2 separate regions of the Homo sapiens genome follow, and region 1 is linked to region 2. Evidence: chromatin contacts called from ENCODE Hi-C or POLR2A ChIA-PET data. All regions are on one chromosome and are shown on one strand. Each heading gives the region's core, a stretch centred on a gene start or an enhancer-like site at or near the end of the contact. The rest is flanking DNA. Distances are from core to core; before and after follow the strand shown. Region 1 holds the start of RRAS2 (RAS related 2). Region 2 overlaps SPON1 (spondin 1).

Region 1 (5,344 bases), core at 852-3,351, 120 kb before region 2:
TCGCCCAGGCGGGAGTGCAGTGGTGTGATCTCGTGATCTCACGATCTTGGCTCACTGTAACTTCCGCTTCCAGCGTTCAAGCAATTCTCCCACCTCAGCCTCCGGAGTGGCTGGGACTATAGGCGTGTACCACGCCCAGCTAATTTTTGTAATTTTTTGTAGAGACGGGTTTTGGCATGTTGGCCAGGCTGGTCTGGAACTCCTGGGCTCAAGCGAGCAATCCGCCTCCCTCGGCCTCCCGAAGTGTTGGGATTACAGGCGTGAGCCACTACAATTTTATTTTGCTCATGATTTTGTGGGTCAAATATTCAAGAAGGGCCGGGAGTGATGGTTCATGCCTGTAATCCCAGCACTTTTTTTTTTTTTTTTTGAGCCCGCATTGTCGCCCAGGCGTGGGTGCAGTGGCGTGAACTTGGCTCACTGTCACTTCCGCGTCCCAGGCTCAAGTGATCCTCCCACCTCAGCCTCCGGAGTAGCGGAGAGTACAAGTGCACGCCACCACTCCGGACTAATTTTTGTATTTTTAGTAGAGATGCGTTTAGCCATGTTGGCCAGGTTGGTCTGGAACTCCTGGGCTCAAGCGATCCGCCCGCCTTGGCCTTCCAAAGTGCTGGGATTACAGGCATGAGCCATTGCGCCCAGCCATCCCAGCACTTTGGGAGTTCGAGACTAGCCTGGGTAACATAGAGAGACCTTGTCTCTTAAAAAAAAAAAAATTACCTGATCTTGATGGCATGTGCCTGTAGTCCCAGCTGCTAGGGAGGCTGAGGTGGAAGGATCACTTGAGTCCAGAAGTTGGAGGTTGCAGTGGGCCATGATTGTGCCACTACACTTCAGCCTGGGTGACAGAGGGATCTTGTCTCAAAAAAGAAAAAAAAAAGATTTTTAAAAAAGGAATTCAGGATGGGCTGGCCTGGATGGGTATTTTTGCTTGGGGTCTCTCACGCAGTTGCATTCAGATGCTAACAGGGGATGCCGTCATTGGAAGGCTCGATTAGGCTGAGTGTCCAAGATGTCTCACTTAGATGGCTGGCAGGTGATGCTGGTGATCTGGTGGGAGCTCAGTGGGACTTTTTTTTTTTTTTTTTAAATGGCATGTTGCTCCTGGCCATCAATCAGACTTCGACTGGCATGCCTACATGTAGCCTCTTTAGCATGGCAGTCTTATGATAGTCAAACTTCTGACTTTGTTCCTCCCGGAGTGAGAATACCAAGAGAACAGCTGCATGGCCTCTTCTGATCTAGCCTGGGAAATTAGGCAGCATCTCTTCTGCTGCATTCTACTGGTTCCAAATGAGTTACCAAGTGAAGTCCAAGAACTTGCAGTCATGTTCCAAGATTGCTGTAAATGCTTCCTGTGTAGCAGCACTGTTTTATGTGCTCATTTAATTCTTATTAAAAACCCCATGAGGCCGGGTGCAGTGACTCACACCTGTAATTCCAGCACTTTGGGAGGCCGAGGCGGGAGGATTGCTTGAGGCCAGGAGTTCAACCCCTCGCACTCACACTCCTCATATCCAATTACTGCACATTTGTCACACATAAACATAGCCACTATGACACTGTACTGACACATACAAAATCTGTCACATTCCGTCTTGCCCATGCAAGCTCAATCACTGACTTATTCTCCATGCTCAGCCACTGTCCCATTCTTCACACTGTCACAACCACCAGCCCATCACACACTCAATTACTGTGACACAGCTCTAATCCTCAATCACTGTCACATACTGTTTTTCACACAAATATGGTCACCATCTGTACTCTTAAAGCAGGGTATGTACTCTCCTATAAAATTGAGTTAATATGCCAACAGCCCTATTTTTCGCACACGCCGTCACATATTGTATTTTTCATCCACACAATCCCTTACATAGACAATTAGGGTGACACACTCTTTCTGCCTTCGTCCCACTCCCAACTGACACCCACTCCCACACTCTCACGCACTCGCTCACTGGCTAGGGATTAGAGCGGTGTGTCCGTGGGGGTCTGAAGCCCGGGTTACCTCCCGAACCTCAGCCCCAAGCGGCGCGGCCCCGCCCCTCCCCGCCCCCTCATGCATATGCAGCACCTCAGCCTGGCAGCCCGGCCCCCAGACGGCCATTTGTGGCGGCGCTGGAGGCTGCGTTCGGCAGGCGCTGCGGAGACGCGTAGAGGAGCGCGCCCCCCGGCCGCTGCCGCCCCTGGCCCGTGCCGTCACCCCGCTTCTCCGCGCCTCGGGCGGTACCCAGCCAGTCCCCAGCGCCGCGCTACCGCGCTGACCGGCCCTCCAGACGCCTCCCGGTACCCGGGACCCCAGCCCGGCCGCTCGCCCGCAGCCCGCCGGCCGCACACGTCCCCGGAGCCGGGCCTAGGGCGGGCGGCAGCGGCGGCTCGGCGCAGTCAGGCTGGGCTCTGTAGCGTCCCCATGGCCGCGGCCGGCTGGCGGGACGGCTCCGGCCAGGAGAAGTACCGGCTCGTGGTGGTCGGCGGGGGCGGCGTGGGCAAGTCGGCGCTCACCATCCAGTTCATCCAGGTACCTGGAGCGGGCCTGCCCGGGGCGCCGGAGCGGCGGCGGGCGGGGGCTGGCGCTACCTGTGGCGGGGCGGCCGCCGCGACCTCGCCCCAGAGGCGCCTCGCGGGCCCGGGCCGGGGCCAGGGGGCGGGAGGGCGCGGGGCCGACTACGCTCCTGCCCTGCGGCCGCAGCGTCGCGCTCCTGCCTCCTCCCGGGCGCGGCGTCGCGGGAGTAGGGCTTCTCAGGAATGTGGTCGGGAGGGCGGAGCTGGAAGGGTGGGAAGCACCGATCCACCTTATTGCTCTGGCCGAGGCCAGAGACCTCCGGGAGAGGCTGGGCCACCGAGCCGGGCTTTACTGCTCCGAGGGTCCGGGCGTGGGGCTGGAGCTGGAGCCCCGCGCGCTGCTTTTCCAGCCGCCTGCGGCCGCGCCTTCACCGTCGGGGCGATAGCGGTGGCAACTTGGCCGCGGCTCCGCGTGGTCTCCGGGCTTCCCCGCGCCGCCTGAGCCGGAGCTGCCCGCTTCAAGTACTGTGTATTTCTTTGTGTGTGTGTTACGCTCTTTTTATAAGTACTCTCTTAGGTAATATGTCCGGGTGGGAGTGTGTGATAATGCCCCGGGGAAATGGTGGCTTCTAGGAAGTTAAAAATGTTCTCTGATGGGGTGAGACCATTTCCTAGGAATTCCTGATGCCGTCCTGCTTCTCGCCGTGCCTAGGTGAAGTTTGGGATGGGCCGGGCTAGGATATGACCGAGTCGTGCGTTCTGTTTTCTAACCACCCTCTCCCCTACCCCCAGCCCTCTCTGGTTGCTAGAGACGGTAAGTCAGGGGTTTGTGGTAAAGAAAAGGGAGGTGGTATTCTTCCTTCTTAGAATTTGCTCTTGGGGAGAGGTTTGAGTAGTCTTTTTTGGGATTTTTAAAACACAAAGCCCCGATGTCTTTCTGCTTTTGTCAACCTAAAAGGTGTGGCATATGCTGGGAGAGAACGAAGGTACCCTGTTATAACAGGAAACAAGGATATTTTTCACAGTATCTAGAGTATGAACGGTGAAATATTTTTGTCTGGTTTCCTTTTCACCCATTTGTCATTAATTGGGATACCTGAATAGCTTATTTCACTTAGTGTTTATAGTGACATTAAAATATTGAGTACTGTAACAAATGTGATTGTCACCTTTCACATTGAGTAAATGAGCAATAATTGCTGCTATAATATTCCCTGGATTACTGCTGCTAAAACCTTTGAATCCAGGAAGAAAGGATGTTTTATGTAATGAGCATTTACAGTATGCTTATTAGTGGGTTAAAAAAATCACTGAGTAAGGGGTGAGATTGGTTTAAGTTTAGCAGGCTACAGAATCAGGGATGCTGTCAGGTTGCTATTTCCCTAGGGCGCAGAGAGATTGTACGTATCTAATGGCAAAGCAAAACAATTTATAGCTAACCCTTTGGGGACTAGTCTGATGGCTGAGGGAGGGTGGGGGTGAGGGGATAAGTGGAGGAGAAGTCTAGGAGTGGGAGAATAATCTTGGGTTACAATATTGGTAGTGTTATTTAAAAGATTTGAACCACAAATATTTACGTTTTTTTGAGGAAGGGGCCATCTGAATTATTTGAGCCCATGTTAATTAATTAAGGTGTTGGGCCTTTTTGTTTTGGGGAAGTAATGGTATTAAACCATTAAGAAAGCGGTAATTGGGCCTGGCGTCGTGGCTCACACCTGTAATCCCAGCACTTTGGGAGGCCGAGGCGGGTGAATCACGAGGTCAGGAGTTCCAGACCAGCCTGGCCAATATAGTGAAACCCCGTCTCTACTAAAAATACAAAAATTAGCCGGGCATGGTGGCGCGCGCCTGTAGTCCCAGCTACTCTGGAGGCTGAGGCAGTAGAATCGCTTGAACCCGGGAGGCGGAGATTGTAGTGAGCCGAGATTGTGCCTGGGCAACAGAGCGAGACTCTGCCTCAAAAAAAAAAAAAAAAAAGCATTAATTGCCGTTTTCCTAATAATTTATAGAATCATTTGTTGAAGAAATACCTCCACTGTGAATAGTATAGTACCTGGATGCTCTAGATGATATTAAAGAAGTAAAGGAAGCAGGTATGTATGAGGAAGACATATGTGTACATAAAGAGTATGAACCTTGAGTCTTACAGACTTGAGCATGTGTGTCTTTTAAAGCTCTGTCATTTATCGGCTGTGAGAACATGGCCAAAATACTCAGCCTCTCTGAGCCTCAGTTTTCTCGCCAGTAAAATGGGTCTGATTACACATTCTTTATAACTTTTATGACAAAGATGGTAGCATTGTATCCAGCATGTTGTATGTGCTCAGTAATGGTAGGTGTTATCAGTGTTTATGCCTACAGTTCTGTAACATGTTTAAATGCAAAGGGAATTCAGACTCAGAGAAGTCTGTGGAAAAAATTGATGAAAGCATTATGTAGGCTTGGTGGTGGGGAGAATGGAAATGTCATATGTGGGAGTCATATGCTAGTTTGGAGAGAGGAGGTGGCAAGTGGGGAAGTGGGATTGATAGTTGATTTGGGACCTGTGATCTGGTCTCTGCAAAAAGGAGCCTTTTTGGAGAGACAGGAACCCGACCACCTGGATGCAGTCTCAGCTCTACCACTTGCTGCATGTGTAATTTTAGGCAGGTTACTTAACTTCTCTGTACCTTAGTTTTCCCCATCTGTAAACTGGGGAAATATGGTGGACCACATATAGCTGTGAAATTAAATGAGTTAACATGTCAAGGGCTTAGAACAGTGTCTAGTACAGTCTGTAGTAAAGCTGCATACATTTTTATATTAATTTTAGATTATGGAGCTAAAGCGATTTTTTTAT
Region 2 (5,195 bases), core at 2,276-4,775:
GAAAATTTTAGCATCACAGAAACTCACAATGTAAATGTTGAACACAGTCTACTTCAACAGCAACCCTGCCTTCTGTCTCCTTCTCCGTTTCCAGAATATTACAGCATGGTGTGTATCTTTCCAGATCTTCTACGATGCACATGTAAGGATGTGTGTGTGTGTGTGCAGGCATTATATTTAGCTTTCCCACCAAATCTGTGTCATACTGAATATCTTGTTCTGTACCATGACTTTAAAATATTTCCTTAATATCATATCACGGGAAACTTTCCATCAGTACGTACTACATACTATGTACACTATATACTATATATCTTAGCTCTCTTTTTTGATTTTTAAAGTGTTGGATATCTTCAAATTATGGCAAGCCAGGTCAAGACTTAGAAAAAGGAAATCCAAGATATCAGATCCTGGTAATGAGATACTGTCTGATGACAGTCTGTTTGCTCTTGAAGAAATATTTCACTAGAAAATAAAATCAATGTGGGTGGAGTGAAGGTGGCTGCCAAGTTAGCTGGCCATGCAGATTCACCTTGCTTTACAGTTAAATTCTGGTTTACAGGTCCCAGCTGATATAGTGATTTTGCTTTTGTAATATATAACTACACACACACACACACACACACACACACACACACACACACACACACAATATTGCTTCTTGGCCTTTTGGCCAAGATCAAATGTATAACTCCACAAGTATAGTTTGGAACCTACATTACCATTTATTTATGGTGATGAAACTCCATTTAGACCTATGGAGGCTCCAAGGATGGTGGGACCATATGTGTGGGCATGACAGCTTCCTGCTGTAAATCTTTTCATCTAGTGGTTACACAACATCTGCAGGGTCAACAGCTTATTGTTCTCTTTTTTGGTGATCATTTGAGTTAAATGAAACAAGAAAGCAGGAGCATTCTACCACATTTATTTAAAAAGCTAAATATTTTTGTTGAAGCAGCAAGTTATCTGGTAGAACTTAACTTCTATAAGGATCAGAGAGAATCTTGCTCATTCATGGCCATATCACCATGCCTACGGCCGCTCAGTAGATTGTTGAAAAAGCAAAGCCACACCATTCTCTTTGATGTATGCAGAGAGTTATGTAGCAGGGGATGTTCTCTAATTGATTCCACTGGCACCATTAGTAAATATTTAGTTGTTTTCATAAATGATGCTGTGATGAAGACTCATGTACGTATTTATTTGCTCATACATCCAAGGATTCCTGTATCATTGAGTCATAGGAGTGATCAAAATGTGAAGCAAATTTAAAACTGTGGTCTGCCCTACCAAATTGCCCTCCAAATGTCTGTACTAATTTCTACTCCCAGCAAGGATGTGTATGTGCCCATGTTCTCAATTTAGGGCACACGGGATACTATCCATCTTTTTAATGTTTATGAATCCAGCAGGCAGGAAAGTAGCATAGTTGAGAAGCATAAGCTCTGGAATCATACCTGAGGTCATATGCTAATGGTACCATTTACTAGCTCTGTGTTTTTGTTTTGTTTTTGAGACAGGGTCTCACTTTGTCACCCAGGTTGTAGTGCAGTGGCACGATCTCAGCTCACTGCAGGCTCAGCCTCCCGGGCTCAAGCAATCCTCCCACCTCAGCCTCCTGAGTAGCTAGGACTACAGGTGTGCACCACTACTCATGGCTAATTTTTGTATTTTTGTAGAGATGGGGTTTCGCCACATTGCCCATGTTGGTCTTAAACTCCTGAGCTCAAGTGATCTGCCCGCCTCGGCCTCCCAAAGTGCTGGGATTACAGGTGTGAGCCACCGTGCCCTGCCAAACTCTGTTTTTTGGCAAGTCTTGTGACCTCTCTTAGTTTTCTCATCTGTGAAATAGGGTAAAAAGAGGATCTTCTGCATGTGCTTGTTAGGGGGACTAAATGACAACTCATGTAATGTGGCAATGAAGTGCCTGGCACATAGCAGGTGCTCCACAAAAATTACTGATCATTCTTATTTTTACTTACATTCAGGGTAAGTTCATATCAGAATTGACTTGCGCTGCCTGAGTACAGAGACTGGAGCACACAGTTGCAGGTACAAACCCACAAAGCCTCAGGAGAACTTGCCTCCATTGAAAGCCAAGCTCTGAGTCCCAGGGAGCATATGATGGAAGGCTTATGTAGCTTGGATGGGGGCACTAGGGCCCTGGGCATTTCACATTCTGAAGAATGAAGGACTTAAATTCAGAGTAAGCAACCCACACTTCAGACTTAAATGAAAAGCTTATTTTAACAAGTCTCTAAGGCACAGACAGGAACTTTCAAGAATACTTAGAGCCCCTTCTCAGCTCCCACAGGACCCTTTTCAAACAAAGTGTCTCAGGGCATCCATCGTTCATGGTTCATTTGGATGATGCCAACACTTTTCTAAAGACATACCAATTAAAATAGGAAAAAACCCAAAGATACTACAGGTCACTCATATTCATCTTCCATTTTGCTTTTGTAAGCATATTGTGGGGATACAACAGCTGTACTTGTACCTCACAGTTACTGGTACCAAATGGGAAGAGCATATCCCCTAACAGGCCATGGGCTGAGGTCAGGTCTGGAGGGAAGCGGGTTCATGTGGAATGAAAACAGATCTGGGACAGATCTGTTCTGGAGGCAGCAATTACATCAATACCAGGAGATAAACAGGGTGGTCTGAGCAGAACAGAAAGTAAGACTGTGAGTCTAGGGTCGGGGCTGGTGTCTGAACCAATCTTACCCCACGCTGACCCTCCTCTGCACTCCAGAGCCAGCCACCCAATGAGGAAGAGCTCCACACATCCCAGCTGTGCCCACAGCAGAAGGCCAGAGTCTGTCACATCCCCCTGCCCCTTTCTTCCTAACTTTTTGACTTTGTCTTCCAGTCCTGAACCACAAGCCATTTCCTCATCCTAAACATTCCTTTGCTGCTGGTAGCACTGAGGCTCAGACCTCAGTGTGGAGTCAGCCTGGCCAACTTGCCTGATGCCCCTACCATCTCTCCTCCCCACAGGAAGAGAAATGGGATGCAATCCATGATCAGAGAGGGAAAGGAATAGAAACAGGTGGAAACAGCAACAATAATAAAACAATAATTATTTATTTTTTATGTGCTAAGCATCTTGCTAACCTTGCAAATTGCCTAATAGACAGCATCTGATTTAATCCTTACAACACATTTGCAAGGTGGATATATACGTTTTAATCCTCAGAAACACATTTATTTGGCCAAATTAGTTTCACAGTTAGTTAACTGGCTGAGCTAGAGTTTAGACCTCAGTCTGATTCTAGAGGCCACACCCGTTGCCACCATGAACCCAGGCAGATGGGGCCTGAAAGTGCACACTGTGGCCCAGGAGAACCAGGCCCACCCCTCCTACTTCTGCTGCTCTTAAGGGCATGTCCTAGCCTACTTTCAGTTCTGCATATCACAGCCACACGTGGAAGAATATCAGACCATGTTCACAACACTGAAAGTTACTGCTGTTCTGACGACCGGTTTGATGAAGCCGGGAAGGCACAGGCTCCTTGGGCTGAAGAAAAACTGTCTGCTACTAAACAGGGGAAAACCCAGTGCCACTAATTGCAAATGCAGTGATACGCAGCCACACACACAGTGTGCATTCCCCCATTCAACAGCTTGTTTCTTACAGAAAGCTTTGGAAATAGCTATCACGCTGTCCACTGCAGATGAGGAAGCTGTGGCTCAGAGGAGTCAGGTCATTTGCTGACCACACAGGAACCACGATTCCAACGCATGTGTATCTGACTCCAAACTCACATTCTTTCCACTTTCCCTGACTGTCCTTCTTCTCCATCCTTCTCTCCTCCCTCCCCCATGTTGCTCATTTTGCAGTGAGAGCACAGCTGACCCTGGTTGGTGGCTTTCTCCAAGGAGCCCTTGCTTTGAGGCACAGGATCACTGGGGTTCCCTCTGGGAGAGCAGTGTCTGGAATCTTGCGTGGAGACCCCGGTGAGCACTATTTGGCCCCATTATTTGCTTTTTCTCTTTCCCAGTTGCCATGCACAAAAAATATCCATCCTGACAGCTTCTACCTCTGAAGGTAACTTTTTCATGCCTGGGTGAGTGTTCTGGTGATGAGTAGCAAGAAATGAGCCATTTTATGAGGTGATAACGGGGCTGTAAGCATCTTTAAAACCAATTGTGCCCAACAGTAGCCTCCCCTCATTTCAACAGCCTCTGGGCTTCTCAGGTCATAAATAAAACAGCTCATATTTGGTGGCACTTTGCAGTTTGCCCATGGTCTGCACTGCTGCTCTCTGAGGAAGGCAGGAGGGTGTCCCCATTTCTCAGGTGAGGCAACTGAGACTCACCTCTCCTCTGACAGCAGACTCACTGCTCCCGTCAAGGTCACCAGTGACCTCTCCGTGCCAAAGCCAAAGTCAGTGCCCAGCTCTCAGCTCTTGTGACCCCTCAGCAGTATTTGACACAGCTGGTCACTCACTCCCTCTGCCTTGAAAAGCTTTCTCCTTGGCTCTGGGACTTGCTGCCTCTGATTTTCTTTCCACTTCATCAACTCTTCCTTCTCAGTCTCCCTCGCTGACTCCTATTCACTTTCCTCTAAAGCTTGAAGTGCCCCAGGGCTCAAGCCTTTGGTCTTCTCTTTTATCCACACTCCCTTGGTGATTTCATTTAGTCCCCTGCCTTAAAAAGCCAACTGTGTATATGCTGATGATTCCTAAGCTGTAATCTTCTATTGCAAACTAGCCTCTGACTCTAGACTTGCATATCAGCCACTCAACATTTTCATCTGGGTATCTAAGTGGCATCTCAAACTCAACAACGTGCCTGAAACCAAACTCCTGATCTTCCCCTCCCTAAGCCCAGCCTCCTTCATTCTTCCCATCCCATTACATGGCAATGCCGTACTTTCAGTTCCATCCACCCTGGATGCCTCTTTCTCTCCCACCCTGCAACTGATCCATCGGCACACCCTGTCAACTCCACTTCCAAAATATCTTCATGATCCAACCACTTTCCGTCTCCTGCCTGCCTCCATCCTGATCCAAGCCACCATCATCGCTCAGCTAGATGAGTGCAGTTGCTTCCTAGCAGGTCTCTCTACCTCCCCTCCCTTCCTCCAGACTCTTGTTCGTGCAGCAGTCATATCATGCCATTCCTCTGGCCAAAATCCTCCAGTGGCTTTGCATCTCACAGCAGACAGGACCTTGCTCTGGTCCCCC

Evidence for each region. Hi-C counts contacts between places; a loop is a spot of excess contacts on that map. ChIA-PET counts read pairs that join two places held with the same protein, here RNA polymerase II (POLR2A). Pooled maps may share reads with other maps.
Region 1: a loop to region 2 is called in a pooled map, with 3 times the contacts of the local background. The contact joins the promoter of RRAS2 here to the enhancer-like site in region 2. A Hi-C loop is called at or near these places in 2 of 50 pooled maps. POLR2A ChIA-PET finds 5 or more read pairs at or near these places in 3 of 52 experiments (GM12878, H1 and WTC11).

The regions. Positions count from the first base shown.
Region 1 is chr11:14,355,940-14,361,283 of GRCh38, reverse strand. RRAS2 (RAS related 2) reads left to right here and starts at 2,101. Exons shown (of 6, transcript NM_012250.6): 1 at 2,101-2,521. The coding sequence starts at 2,414. RefSeq lists silencers at 2,002-2,501, 2,572-2,771, 2,812-2,931 and an enhancer at 3,172-3,271.
Region 2 is chr11:14,236,046-14,241,240 of GRCh38, reverse strand. All of the region lies in intron 6 of SPON1 (spondin 1), which reads right to left. Among named protein-coding and RNA genes, the nearest start is that of RRAS2, 120 kb to the left of the region's middle. RefSeq lists an enhancer at 3,621-3,670. Within about 2 kb of position 3,525, at least 4 of the 41 ENCODE cell types and tissues checked have a DNase peak (open chromatin) inside an H3K27ac peak, as active enhancers do.